2 separate regions of the Homo sapiens genome follow, and region 2 is linked to region 1. A link is a contact called in ENCODE Hi-C or POLR2A ChIA-PET data. All regions are on one chromosome and are shown on one strand. Each heading gives the region's core, a stretch centred on a gene start or an enhancer-like site at or near the end of the contact. The rest is flanking DNA. Distances are from core to core; before and after follow the strand shown. Region 1 holds the start of PATE1 (prostate and testis expressed 1). Region 2 holds the start of PATE4 (prostate and testis expressed 4).

What was found. Hi-C counts contacts between places; a loop is a spot of excess contacts on that map. ChIA-PET counts read pairs that join two places held with the same protein, here RNA polymerase II (POLR2A).
Region 2: a map of endothelial cell of hepatic sinusoid shows a loop between it and region 1 (3-fold over the local background). The contact joins the promoter of PATE4 here to the promoter of PATE1 in region 1. A Hi-C loop is called at or near these places in 1 of 168 maps with a recorded cell type or tissue (endothelial cell of hepatic sinusoid). POLR2A ChIA-PET finds 5 or more read pairs at or near these places in 1 of 52 experiments (H1).

The regions. Positions count from the first base shown.
Region 1 is chr11:125,742,402-125,749,010 of GRCh38, reverse strand. It overlaps PATE1 (prostate and testis expressed 1), which reads right to left and starts at 2,732. Exons shown (of 5, transcript NM_138294.3): 1 at 2,655-2,732; 2 at 2,315-2,350; 3 at 1,600-1,635; 4 at 1,189-1,311; 5 at 1-411. The coding sequence starts at 2,706. The coding sequence ends at 278.
Region 2 is chr11:125,830,162-125,837,198 of GRCh38, reverse strand. PATE4 (prostate and testis expressed 4) reads right to left here and starts at 3,883. Exons shown (of 3, transcript NM_001144874.1): 1 at 3,782-3,883. The coding sequence starts at 3,839.

The DNA.
Region 1 (6,609 bases), core at 1,483-3,982:
ATACAGTGAAAGCACAAGGGTTTGTAGCAACCTGCAGGATATATTGATCTTGTTCTTTCTCTCAAGGTTATTTATTTACTTATTTTAAGGGGCGTGACAGAGACTGTAGAAAAGGAGAGGGACTTTCCTTTCGTGTGCAGAAGATGGAGCCATGTGTTTGCAATCCTCTTCTGTAGTGTGTGTGTGTGTGTGTGTGATTTTTTTTAGAAAGTCATTGTGAAGAGGCTGAGGCAACAACCTCACCCAGAAATTGGAGTCACAGAAGAACCATTAACTTCTAAAGGTCTTCATTGCACAGGTCATGGCTCCTGCAGCACCTGAAGTTCACCAAATAGACACTCCACCTTATGCCTTTCACATCAGCACAGTTCTTTAGGCAGCCCATGAAGGTTAACCAGGGATTACCATCCCCTGTGGAGGGGAGAAAAAACAGATCAGGAAGCCTGGCCATGAAAGTTCTGCTAAAAAACTTTTCTCCAGACCACACCAACATATAGAAATAATCTTGTGTAGTTCAAAGCTCCGTTATTCAAATGTAAAGAACTGGAAGATGTTGCAAGCTGGGGGCTTCCCAAAAGAAATGCAGTGATGGAGCAGTCTAAAATGATCATTTGGGGTAGGGCAGTAAGGAGAGCCGTAATTCAGGGATTGCCAAAGCTGGGTGTTTCTCTTGAGAGTCTTAACACTGGTTCAAGTGAGGGTTATAAATGCCAAGAGATAATTTAGCACAAAGGGTGGAAAAAGAGAAATCATGATGTCTCATCTTAACCATCCAGGGCAATTCAGCCAGAGTCTACTGATGACACTGGCCCTTCTATTTCCACAGTTTAGAACCATCCGTAAGGAAGCCCAGACAGGCACAAGAACCAAAAGCCCCCTCCACAACTCAACAACACACTGTTACCCATTGGGCATAGATTACACCTATTCTCTTACCTTGATTTATTCTCCTCTGTTTTCTTCAGGCTTCTCAAAATGCTAATCCCTTAGCTGTAGGCCCCCACCCTCCTTAGTGACCACCTCCATCTAATTTTCATTACGGCATATGATGGGGATGAAGGAATCAGCCATCCCAGGTATGAGACTGCCTATAGTAAAAGTAAAGTAAGATCTCTCCTTTCCCCTGTGGCTGATACGTCCCTGTATACGTCCTCTGCCCGTTCTTCTTTTCCCCAACCCACAACTTACTTTTGAACATCCTTCCAACCATGCAGGCCTCTTCTGTTGTTGCTGTGCATATTCCTCTTCCTCTGGAGCACTTTTCTCCTGGGAACTGGAGGTGGCACATCCTACACTGAACAATTTCTATCACTTGGCCAGAGAGAGGGGAAAGAGAAGTGAGAAAAGATGGCACTACCAGGAAAGAACCCCTCTCCCCTTTTGGGTTAGAAGTCTGCCTAGAGCCACAGGGCTTTGCCAGAGCCCATCAAGCGTGAACCTCTTCCTCTGTGGAAATACACTAAGCCAAGAGAGTGATTGAGGTTTATGGTCTCAGGAATTTTAGCCTGAAAAATGGGAGGGGAAAGAAAGGTGGAGGAATAAGGAAAAGTGAAACATTATCAAGACTGAGGTGATCAGACAGGTCCTCTTCATACTTACCAGGAAAATTGTTTTTCACAGCAACTATTTCATTGACTGTACTGGCAAGAGAAAGAAAACACATCTGAAATGTGCCTGAGATTTACTCTTGTATTGGGTTCTTATAGTCTGCCCTTCAGGGTCCATCCTGCACTCTTAAACTGGAGCCATTCCAGGCCCACTCTGTCCCCCTAATGCCTAGTCACCTACTGGGCATCTCTGCACCTCTTCTCTCCTTCTAAATCTCTTCACCTCTTCGGGGCTTCTCAGATTCATCTACCCATTCCTATAGGATGCAGCACAGACCAGGAGGAGAAAGATAAGTGCACCTGCTTTTTTGCTTCATTCCCTTCTTTTTAATTGACTCTGTGTGGCACTCTTACCTGTGGGTGCCTGGAATCTGACAATGGGGACAACCTGAAATTCCTGAAGTTGCCACGCTTTAGATTTGGCCAAGCGACACCTGAAAAGCCAGCATTCCACTTCCTCCTTTTCCTTTTCCTTGCCCTTCACTGACGCTCACTCCTGACCTTGTCAGTTGATGCTAATGTTATTTTGTCAAACCTAAAATCAGCTCCCATGCCAGCTCTGTCCTGCTGGAAGAGGTTGTTGCGTGTTGGAACTCAAGGTCTATTCGTATTTTGGTTTTTTTTGGCCCCTGGTGCTCACCTCACCCCACTCATCTTTTCCTCCTCAGACCTTCCCCTTCTCATACCACTTATCTATTCCTACTCACCTGCATCATTTCTCATTGAAAGTGATCCAGATAATGCTGTTGGAAAAAAAAAGAGATACACTGTCTGCAGACCTCATTTTCCAAACCCCATCTCAAAGCTTCTATGAACATCCACTCAATTCCTCTCTAATCTACCTATTTCCCCCCATAAAGGAAGGGAGAAGAGCTTTAGTTAAGGTCCTGGGGACATGACATACCCCTGGTAGAAGGCATAACATTAGAACAGAAGCTCATCATGCTTCAGTTGCCATAGGACTCCCATGAGAAGGCCTCTGTCATGGGTGCTCTCACCTGTTCCTAAATTCAGGACTCTTACCAGCTGTCAACCCTAGGGACTCACCCCTAAAGCAGCAGAGCAGGATGGGGAGTTCCAGCAAGAGGGACTTGTCCATTTTGGAAAGAGGGAGGGCCAGGCTACAGCACGAAGCTTCGAGAGTGCCTATTTATACACCTGCAAGGTTGGGCTTTCCTGCGAAGGGTTAGGGGTGGGGACTCTGTGGAAGTTCTTGGAAGGCATAACCTGCTCCTAGGGAAATCAATGACTCTGTTATTTCTCTTCCTTGCAACTTGGTGGGGAGAGGTAATGGCCAGGTCAATCCTGAGTCTGATTTATTCCAGTTCTACCACTCAGGATTTTTGATGCCAGGTTCTATGGTCTTTTCACTATACTGTACTGTAAGAGAATGCAAGGATAAAGCTGGGCTGGATGGGTAGAATTGAGAGTCATCTACAACAAGACATTCATTAAAGCTGAGAGAATACATAAGTATAAATCATTGGAATGCAGAAAGGCAAAAGGAAGGCTGAACGCAGACTTAAAAAATACATACCTCTAGGAATGGAGAAGAGAGGGCACAGAAAGGTTAGGCTCAGAGGCAGACAGAGGGTTCCCATGAGGAGAGTAAAGTTTCTCACTGTCAATCATCCTGGAAAGAAGCAGACCCTAGGGTAGAAGATGTAAGCTGAGGAGGGAACTGTTTTCCTTTCTTGAGGCTTCCTGGTGGCTGCAACTTAGACTTTAGTTGGGAGAGAGAGATTTAAGACTACTTCATCTGGAGAGAGGTAAGCTGATCCTTCTCACTTGATGGCAGGCCAGGGTATTGAACCTGTGGATTCTAAGAGCAGCCGTATCTAGTATCTCATTTTAAGTTTTCTGTTAATTTCCTTCAGTTATTGCTATGCATTCAGTGCATTGTAATGAACGTTGCAGCTTAGTCTTCATTGTCATTGTAGAGAACTGACAGAAGAGCTTGTGCCCATGCTTAGGGCAAAGCGTGTATTGCTAGGAGCATCTTCTCTATATGAGAAGAGCAGCAACTGGAAGGATGCAGGTTGCAACAGGGCACAATGCAGGTCTACAGCCAAGTGGGATGGTGGTCTAAGCAAGATGCTGGCTGAAGTGGTTGGGGACAGCAAGAGTAATGTATAAAAAAGATTTTTGCATCCATGATATTTTGGAGGTTATTATCACATGCCAAAAGATCAAACTGGCATTTCCATGCACAGAGGAAGAGAGTTATATACTAACTCCTGACCTGGCACTGACTACCCTGATGAAGTTTTAAAATAACACCATGAAGTATTAATGTACTACATACACACTTGTGCACACATATGCACATGCGTATTCACACACACACACACACGCACACATGACAGCATCGATTTTTGTGTTGAGCATATTCACGGACAGAAGTCTTCCTTTCCTTCCTCTCATTTCCCTGAAATTTAGCATCTTCCCTTGCATCTTTACATTCCTTTCTCTTGCCTTTTGAGATCTCCCCTCCTTTCCTTCCAGGAACCCCATAATTATTTGCCTAATGGCACCCATGAGAAAGGAGGAAATGTTCTCTTCCTCTGCCCTGTCGGAAACGTCTCCTTACCTAACTACACCTCTATAATATTATTATACCACTTCCCCTACAGCAGAAATTTCCTTCTCCCAGCCAATGATTTGTACTGATCCACCTGTATTCCTTGCTTATATTTAAACTCCTTTATCGACTTACCCCTAACATCTCCTCAAATGTATGAATACTGCCTAGCCTTGTGGCCCTAATACCTGATTTTCTTACTGAGCCTCACTCTGCTCCTTTTCTTTGTGACTCTAATCCTTTTACTTTTTGCCTTAAGGGACCCCCCACCACCAAATTCTTCTTATGTCATAAATTCCAGACCTGTGCCCAGAAAGTATTCAGGAATCCCTTTCGCCCTATTGTTTTGAACCCTATGGAAGTTTATAAAGCCCTTTATTCACGATCCCCTCCCTCTAACACAGAGTTCTGGAGATTCAGTTAGTCCAGAAGAGTAAGCCCTGGCTTATACCTCATCTCTGAGAGTGATGAGGTACTTAGTTATGTCTCTGTGTGTACGATTAGAAGATGTTTAGATTATAGCTGAGAACTTTTAGTTTGCATCTCCAATGTTATCCTGCAAATAAAAAAATGATGATTTTTGAATGGAAATTCACCTTCCAATCAGTTATTAATTTTAAAAGAAATAAATCTACGCTTCACAGGGGATACAGCAACACATCCTGAGTTTCATTGGTAACTGAGATGTTTTTATGTAATAATCATTTTGAATATGTTAACTGGGTTAGTGATGAGGATGAGTACCAGGATTTGAGGAAAGACATCTCAGCTTAGGCGGACCTTACATATGAGGAGGTGGGTAAACCAGATGAACCACAGTTATGGTTCTACTGCAGCACCAGTGGCCAGGCCCCTGGAGTTTCCCTAATACCACAGGACTTATACTAGTAGTGTGCAGAGAGGGGACAGTTCTTCTCTGGCAGGCTTTGAAGGAATGGTCAGATCAGAATAGCCTGTTCCTTTTCCCTCAGGCAAGTGAACAGCATAGCTTTGGGTGACTCAAACTAGATGAAATCAGAGTCATTCTATCCTCTTGAGGGACATGAAAGATGGAGGAAATATTCAGACAAGATGGGCAGATCCAAGAAAGTTTCTAGGAGCCATTATGATTCTGGGGAGCCTTTCTGTGTATGTTCTTTGCTACCATGAAACTTTCCATCTCTTAAGAATTGCTATGAATCTCAGAATCTCTCAATATGTTGACAATTCCCCAGGTAATTTCTTTCAATTGTACTGAGGGTTGGAGAAGATATCCTGGACATTAAAGTGACCAGGGAGGTAGGTCTGGGATTCAAAATGAAGAAGCAGCCAATAATTTATTTATTGTTCCTATTGTAGCTTGCAGATTAAATAAAAGTCCTAGATTTTAATATTTTGTACCAACAAACCTAGCTATCCCCCGGAGACTCTTTTTAAGGGTGACCTCAGCTAAGGAGAAATTAGGGACTCCTCCCCTACTTTGCAAGGTAAATTCACAAGTACCTGAAGGCCACTCCCAGAGACCTCCTCTCAAACTGCCAGTGCACCCAAGGAGGCACGTAGCTGCCAATATTGGTGAGTTTACTACAAACTTGTGAAGTGTCTTTCTCCAGACAATAAAAATGGTCTTTCTGTGTTCAGAGAGGCTATCCCTGGCCAGTTTGCCCAAGCAGTTTCTCCCTTGTTATTTCCTGTGTGTGTGTGTATGTGTGCATAGGTGTGGGACTTTTATATTTGTGAAATATAATTCACATACCAGAAAAGGCATAGGATTTAAATTAATATTTTAAACTATTTTAATTCAAATTGTGTAACTACAAACCAGGTCAGAAAGTTGAATATTGCTCAAACCACAGAAAACTCCCCACACCAAGTGGTCCTCTCTAAATACATTCTTTTTTCCTTGTCTGGTGGGAAACACTATTCTTTCTTTTATGAATTCTAACCATTGTTTTCTTTTGTAGTTTTACCACACTATATTTTTGCCTGCTTTATTATTTTTTATTTTTTATTTTTGAGATGGAGTCTCACTCTGTTGCCCAGGCTGGAATGCAGTGGCACGATCTTGGCTCACTGCAACCTCCACCTCTCGGGTTCAAGCAATTCTCCTGCCTCAGCTCCCCCCTACCCCACCAACAGTAGCTGGGATTACAGGTGCCTGCCACCACACCCAGCTAATTTCTGTATTTTTAGTAGAGACAGGGTTTCGCCATGTTAGTCAGGCTGGTCTCAAACTCCTGACCTCAGGTGATCCACCCGCCTCGGCCTCCCAAAATGCTGGGATTACAGGCATGAGACACCATGCCTGGCCACCTATTTTAAATGTTGATGTAAATGGAATCATACAGTATGCATTCTAGGAATTATTCATGTTTTTGTATAAAGCTTTACTTTTTTGCAATATATTATGGTATTTAGTTATATGAATATTATGGTAGAGAA
Region 2 (7,037 bases), core at 2,634-5,133, 87 kb before region 1:
ATGGGTAATTTAGATTTAAGGACTAAGTGATGGTGATGATGGGGAAAGTAGATTATTTCAATCTTCATCTCAGACGTTCCAAGGTTATAGAATCCGAATTTATATGGAGCCCAGGAGGACTTGAGTGCTATTGATTTATGTCCAATTTTGGGAATGGTCTTGTGGCATCTCTTCATTCTAAATTCCATTCTCACTATTCCATCAAGACTATCTTGTTGCTAACGACCTCTTAATGATAAATCCAATTGCCTTTGCATAACCCTAAAGTTTATTCATTTTTTCGTTCACTCAGCAATGTTGAATTGAAGTGGTGAGAGTGAACATCCTTCTCTTTTCCTCTTATTTAGAGGGAAAGGATGATGTTAGTTGCTGGGTTTTGAGCATGTTCCACATTCTGGACATTTTTTTAGGTGCTGGGAATGCAAAGATAAACGTGTTTATATACATGCTGGGGAGACAGGCATTAAACAACCCCTCCAAATTATGTACAGTTGTATTATAATATCAAGAAATAAACTTGCAATGAGAGCATTTAAGAGGGAAGAACTAACGTATTTTAGAGAGCCAAGGAAGGTTTCTGTGGGGAGTGGGATGTAAGGTGGGGCCTGATGATAAATAAGAGTCAGCCAGGTAAGTGGGTGGTGTGGTATGGGCACAGTGAAGAACATTTCAGGCAGAGGGAACAGCAGTGAAAAGAAGCTTGTCTGCTGAGGGACAAAAATGCTAATGTAACCGGGGCACAGAATGGAGTGGGTTGTGCTATGAGACATGGCTGGTCAGGTGAGCAGAGATTCAACTTCCTGAGCCCTCCTAGGCCAAAGACATGAGTATGGTTTTTGATCCATGAGCAATGGGAATTTATCGAAAAATTTTAAGCAAGGAAGTGATCTGATCCTATTTACATTTATCTAGCAGGTCAACGTGGGACTTAAAAGGGGCAAACAGAAAATAATTTTATTCTTCTGCCCACTACCCATCTGAGTATTCTTTCTAAAGCTAGTTCTCCTAGTCCTGCAGGTAATTTCAGGCAAGGCTCCTAACTTGTCTATGTACTTTTAGAAAAAAAAAAAAAAAAGTCTTGCCATCACTTTCGGGCATAAGAATAATCTGGGTTCAGTAATTTATGCATTGAGTGCCATGCAATAATAATAAAATAGCTCTATTAAAAGCCCACGTTTCTCACCAACAACCCGCTCTCCCTGTATGCATGCCCATGCACACCCACCCACCCACACACACGTATGCACAGACACATAGCTCAGGCTTGCTTAGGTGTTTGTAATGGGCAGGAGGGGGTGGCTTTAACTTTTTCTCTATTTCTCTTCTTGGTTTCCTCCTACTCACCTCTGGCTTATGAGTGATAGTTTCTGACCCATTTCAGTTGGTGAGAAGGAGGGGGACAGGTAAAGGACAGGAAAGATGTCATCGGACTGGCTCTGGTGCCGTCATCTTTTGTCTATGGTAGTTACTTAAAACCCAATCTCTTGGACTTTGTATTTAATGAAAGCTGACTCATTTTCTTGAGCCAGGAGAACTCATTTTCTTGAGTTCCTTGAGTCAGGAGAACATTTGCGGGTTCTTCAGGATTTCCCCCACAAAAAATATTCAAGTCCACTGCTGTATCGTGAGTGGTGTATTTCCTGCAGCTGGTGGTTATATTTTCTCTCAGCTGTAAGAAGGTAGTGGCCCACACCTTGCTAGAATACCTTTTTCCTCCAGACAGCGCTCTTGGATAGAACTTTAAACAGCTCAAGCCTGACTTGCTTGATATGGCATGGCCCAGATCAGATCCAGGGGAATGTATGCACATCCTCCCTGCTTGTATGTAATGCAACTCAGCTGTCTTTCAGTTCCACCATTTCAGGGCTGTACCCTCCGGCTCCCTCGCACCTTTGGGTTCCTCAAGCTCACTGTGCCTTCCAAACACCAGAGGACACTATCAATTTCTCCCTGAAGCAACTTTCATGAGGCTTCTCTCTTTCAGAGGAGTTGGGAGCAGGCTGCGCAGTACACTGATAATGCTCTTCGAATAATTGTCTCTTTGATCTTTAACCTGAGTATTTCCAATTTCAACATTCTAAAAATGCATTATTTAAAAATAGGTAATACATTGATGTGACTAAATAGTAAGTAATAGAAAAAGAATGTTGTGTAAAGTTGATCTCCCACTCTTGCCAGCTAGTTATCCAGTTTTCATCTGCCAAATAAAGGAAACCAGTTTTATTCATTTCTTTTATATCTTTTAGATTGATTTTCAGTATATTCAAGCAAATATAAATATGCACATGTATCTTTTTACCCCCTTTTCATAATTGGTAGTATACTATGCATACTCTGCACTTTGATTTTTTGAATAATGTATACTAAGTGTATAGTATTCCACTGTAGTGCTGTACCATGCTTTAATTAACCAGTCTCTTATGAGAATTTAAGTTATTTGCACTTTTTGATATTATCTGCTGCAATAAATAATGCTGAACATATTTCATTTGTGTGGGAGTATATCTATAAGATAATTTCATGCAAGCAGAATTGCTGGATAAAAAGTAAACACTTTTGTAATTTTGATAGGTATTGCTGAATTGCCCACCAGAGGAGATGTAACTATTCTGTTGCTATCAATGCTTGGAAAATTCTTGTCTCACCACAACTTTAATACTCAAATATTTTATCAAACTCCTGGATGTTGACAATCTGATAGGTCAAAAATGGTGTATCAGTGTTCTTTTAATTTGCATTTTTCTTAGTATGAGTGAGATTGAGCACTTTTTATATGTTTAATAGCCATTTTCATTTTCTTTTGTGTGAACTATCTACATACTTTGCCCATTTTTCTATTAGGTTGTTGGCCTTTTCCTTTTTGATTTTTTTAAAGGAGGCATTACATATCAGGGATATTAGCCATTTGTTTGATGTGAGTTGCATTTTTAATTTTTGCCATGAGGAATATTTTGATATTCATGTGTCAAATTTGTCAGTTTTTCTTTTAAGAGCTCTGGATTTTGAGTCATAGTTAGAAAGGTCTTTCTCATTTCTAAGCTTACAAACAAATTATGTCACATTTTCTTATAATTCTTTTATGGTTTATTATTTCTTACTAAGTGTCAAAAGGTAGCAAAATAGAAATATAAGGTAGAAATATAATCATATTTGAAGCACATTTAATAGGTAGAAAGCATAGGAATCATTCACTAATTTTTAGTGAGTGTTAAGGGAGAGGGAGATTTCAAGGGTGACTTCCAAGTGTAGGAGGTGTTTGTTGATGAAAGACTGAAGCTCAGAATAGAAATCTGGCTAGGATATAAAACTGGGCATTTTCAGCATATAGATTGTAATTGAAGCCATGGAAGTGGGTAAGTTGATATAGAGGAGGGTCTGAGTGGATAGTATAAAGCCTTAAGGTATCCCAGTGTTTAATGATCAGGTAGAATAAAGAATCCTACAAAATACACTGAGAAGTAGCCAGAGGAAAGGAAAACTAGGAGAGTGTAGGAGATAATAAAGGAGAAAAGTATATTAAGAAAGAAAGGGTCCAAAATGAGATAAGTATGGATGAAAAGTCAATTAATATGAAGTTGGAAAATTGTCCTGTTTCCCTGCAATCAGTAGTACATTTTCTTCCGGATTAGTGTGTTATATATGATCTCTCTGACATCCTGAAACTCAGATTGTACTGAGTCTTTGGGTCTCAGCTGGAGCATGTGAGTGAGACTTGGAGAGTAGAGGTTTAGAGAACAGCACCCCTAAGTTGCCTCCCTCCACCCCCATTGTTCAAACTTACCCTCTTTGAGGTAGAGAAAAGATAAGCTCACAAGGAGCAGTGTGTTCATTTTCCTCATTGGATGCTTGTTTGGGTGACAGACGGTGTGCTGAGTGAGGTATTGGAAAGGGCAGCCACTAGCTTGCTTTATAAAGCTTAGATGTTCGATCACAGCCAGTAAATAGAAAGGAGGGAGGAGTCCCTGATAAAGGCATGAGGCAGAACCGTCCTTTCCCCACTCCCTTCTCTTAAGGAGCCATAAATCTGTACTAATGTGGAAAGTGCAGGCTGGTGAGCAGTGTCAGGGAATGCTTCTGGCTAAAGTTGAATTAGATTTCCACCCCTGACTCTCCATCCTCCCTCTGCCTTCCCTGCCCCATATCTGTCTTCTCCTCACTTTTTTTTTTTAAGAGACAGGGTCTCACTCTGTTGCCCAGGCTGGAGTGCAGGGGCTCATTGCAGCCTCAAACTTTTTGGTTTACACGATCCTCCTGCTTCAACCTCCAGTGTAGCTGGGACTACAGTCGCTACTCACCCTTTTTTCTCTATGTGTCTGCGTGTGTGTGTGTGTGTGATTGTTACGGTTTGATTGTCCCCTCCAAATCTCATGTTGAAATGTAATCCATAAAGTTGGAGGTGGGGCATGGTGGGAGCTGTTTGAGTCATGGGGGCAGATCCCTCATGAATTGCTTGGTGCCATCCTCATTGTAATGAGTGAGTTCTTGCTCTGGTAGTTCAAGCGAGAGCTGGTTGTTTAAAAGAGTGTGGAACCTCCCCTTCCCTTCTCTCTGTTGTTCCCTTCTCTCTCTTGCTCTCATTCTTGCCATGTAATACACCAACTCCTTTTTTGCCTTCCACCATGATTGCAAGCTCCCTGAGGCCCTCACCAGGAGCAGATGCCAGCACCATGCCTCCTGTACAGCCTGCAGAACTGTGAGCTAATTAAATCTCTCTTCTTTACAAATTACCTAGTCTCTGGTATATCTTTATAGCGATGCAAAAATGCACTAACAGAAAATCGATACTGAGAAGTGGGGTGTTGCTATAAAGATACCTGAAAATGTTGAAGAAGCTTGGGAACTGGGTAATGGGCAGAGGTTGGAAGAATTTAGAGGGCTTAGAAGACAGGAAAATGGGGGAATGTTGGAATTTCTTAGAAACTTGTTACGTGGTTGTGACCAAAATACTGATAGAAATATGGATAGCAAAGGCCAGGCTGAGGAGTTCTCAGATAAAAATGAGGAAGCTCTTTGGAACTGGAGCAAAGGTCACCATTGCTATGCCTTAGCAAAGAGCTTGGCTGCATTGTGTCCACGGCCTGGGAATTTGTGGAAGACTGAACTTAAGAATGATGACCTAGGGTATCTGGCAGAAGACATTTCTAAGCAGTACAGTGTTCAGGATGTGATATGGCTGCTTCTAACAGCCCACAATTATGTATGGGAGGAAAGAAATAACTTAAAGTTGGAACTTACATTTAAAAGATAAGTAGAGGCTGGGCACAGTGGCTCAAGCCTGTAATCCCAGCACTTTGGGAGGCCAAGGAGGGCGGATCATGAGGTCAAGAGATTGAGACCATTCTGGCCAACATAGTGAAACCCCATCTCTACTAAAAATACAAAAATTAGCTGGGTGTGGTGCACACCTGTAGTCCCAGCTACTCGGGAGGCTGAGGCAGGATAATCACTTGAACCCAGGAGTTGGAGGTTGCAGTGAGCTGAGATCACACCACTGCACTCCAGCCTGGTGACAGAGTGAGACTCTGTCAAAAAACAAAACAAAACAAAACAAAAAAATGATAAGTAGAGCATAAAAATTTGGAAAATTCTTATGTGGCAGAGAAGGAATGAATGTTTTCAGGAGAGGAATTCCAGTGGCCTATGGAGGAACTACTTGCTAGATATATTTGCATGACTAAAAGGGAGCCAAGAGCTGTTATCCAATAATAGCTATTATTATGTAATAATATATTATTGGATAACAGCTCTCGGCTAATAATATCCAAGACAATGGGAAAAAGGCCATGAAGACATTTCAGAAATCTTCAAGGCAGCCCCTCTTATCACAAGCTCAGAGGCCTAGGAGGAAAGAATGTTTTCAGGGGCCAGGCCCAGGGCCCTTCTGCCCTGTGCAGCCTTGGGACACTGCTTTCACATCCTGGCCACTCCAGCTCCAGCTTCATCTCAAAGGGGCTCTGGTACAGCTTGGGCCATTGCTCTGAAAGGTTCAAGCTATAAGCTTTGGCAGCTTCCACATGGTGCTAAGCCTGCAGGTGTGCAGAATGCAAGAGTGAAGGAGGCTTGGCAGCTTCCACCTCAATTACAGAGGATGTATGGAAAAGTCTGGGTGCTCAGGAAGAAGCCTGCTTCAAGGGTACAGCCCCCACAGAGAGGATCTACGAGGACAGTGCCAAGGGAAAATGTGGTATTGGAGCCCCCACAAGAGTCTCGACTGGAGAGCAGCCTAGTGGAGCTGTGGAAAGGGGCCACCACCCTCCAGACCCCAGAATGGTAGAGCCACTGGCAGCTTGCACCTTGAGCCTGGAAAAGCCACAGCTACTCAACTCCAATCTGTGAGAATAGCCATAGAGGCTGCACCTTGCAAAACCACAGGGGCAGATCTTCCCAAGGCCTCAAACCCACCTCTCACATCAGTATGCCCAGGATATGGGACATGGAGCCAAAGGAAATTATTCTGGAACTTTTAAATTTAATGACTGCCTTGCTGGATTTCAGACTTGGATGGGCCTCTTGTCCTTTTCTTTTGGCTGGTTTTTCCCTTTTGGAATGGGAATGTTTACTCAATGCCTGTACCACCATTGTATCTTGGAAGTAAATAGCTTGTGTTTGATTTTATAAACTCATAGATTGAAGGAAATTGCTTTGAGAATCAGATGAAACTTTGGACTTTACATTTTTGAGTGATGCTGGAAAAATTAAGACTTTGGGAAACTGTTGGGAATAGATGATTGTATTTTGCAATGTGAGAAGGACATGAGATTTGAGGGGCCAGGGACAGAATGATATTGTTTGGATATTTGTCCCCTACAAATCTCATGTTGAAGTGTGATTCCCAATGTTAGAGGTTAGGTCTGGTAGGAGGCATTAGGTCATGGGAGAGGATCCCTCATGAATGGCTTGATGTTGACCTTGTGGAAATAAGTGAATTCTTACTCTATGAGTTCATGTGAGACCCGGTTGTTTAAGAGAGCCTGGAACCTCCCCTCCCTTTCTCCAGCTCCCTCTCTTGCCCTGTGATGTGCTGGCTCCCCCTTTGC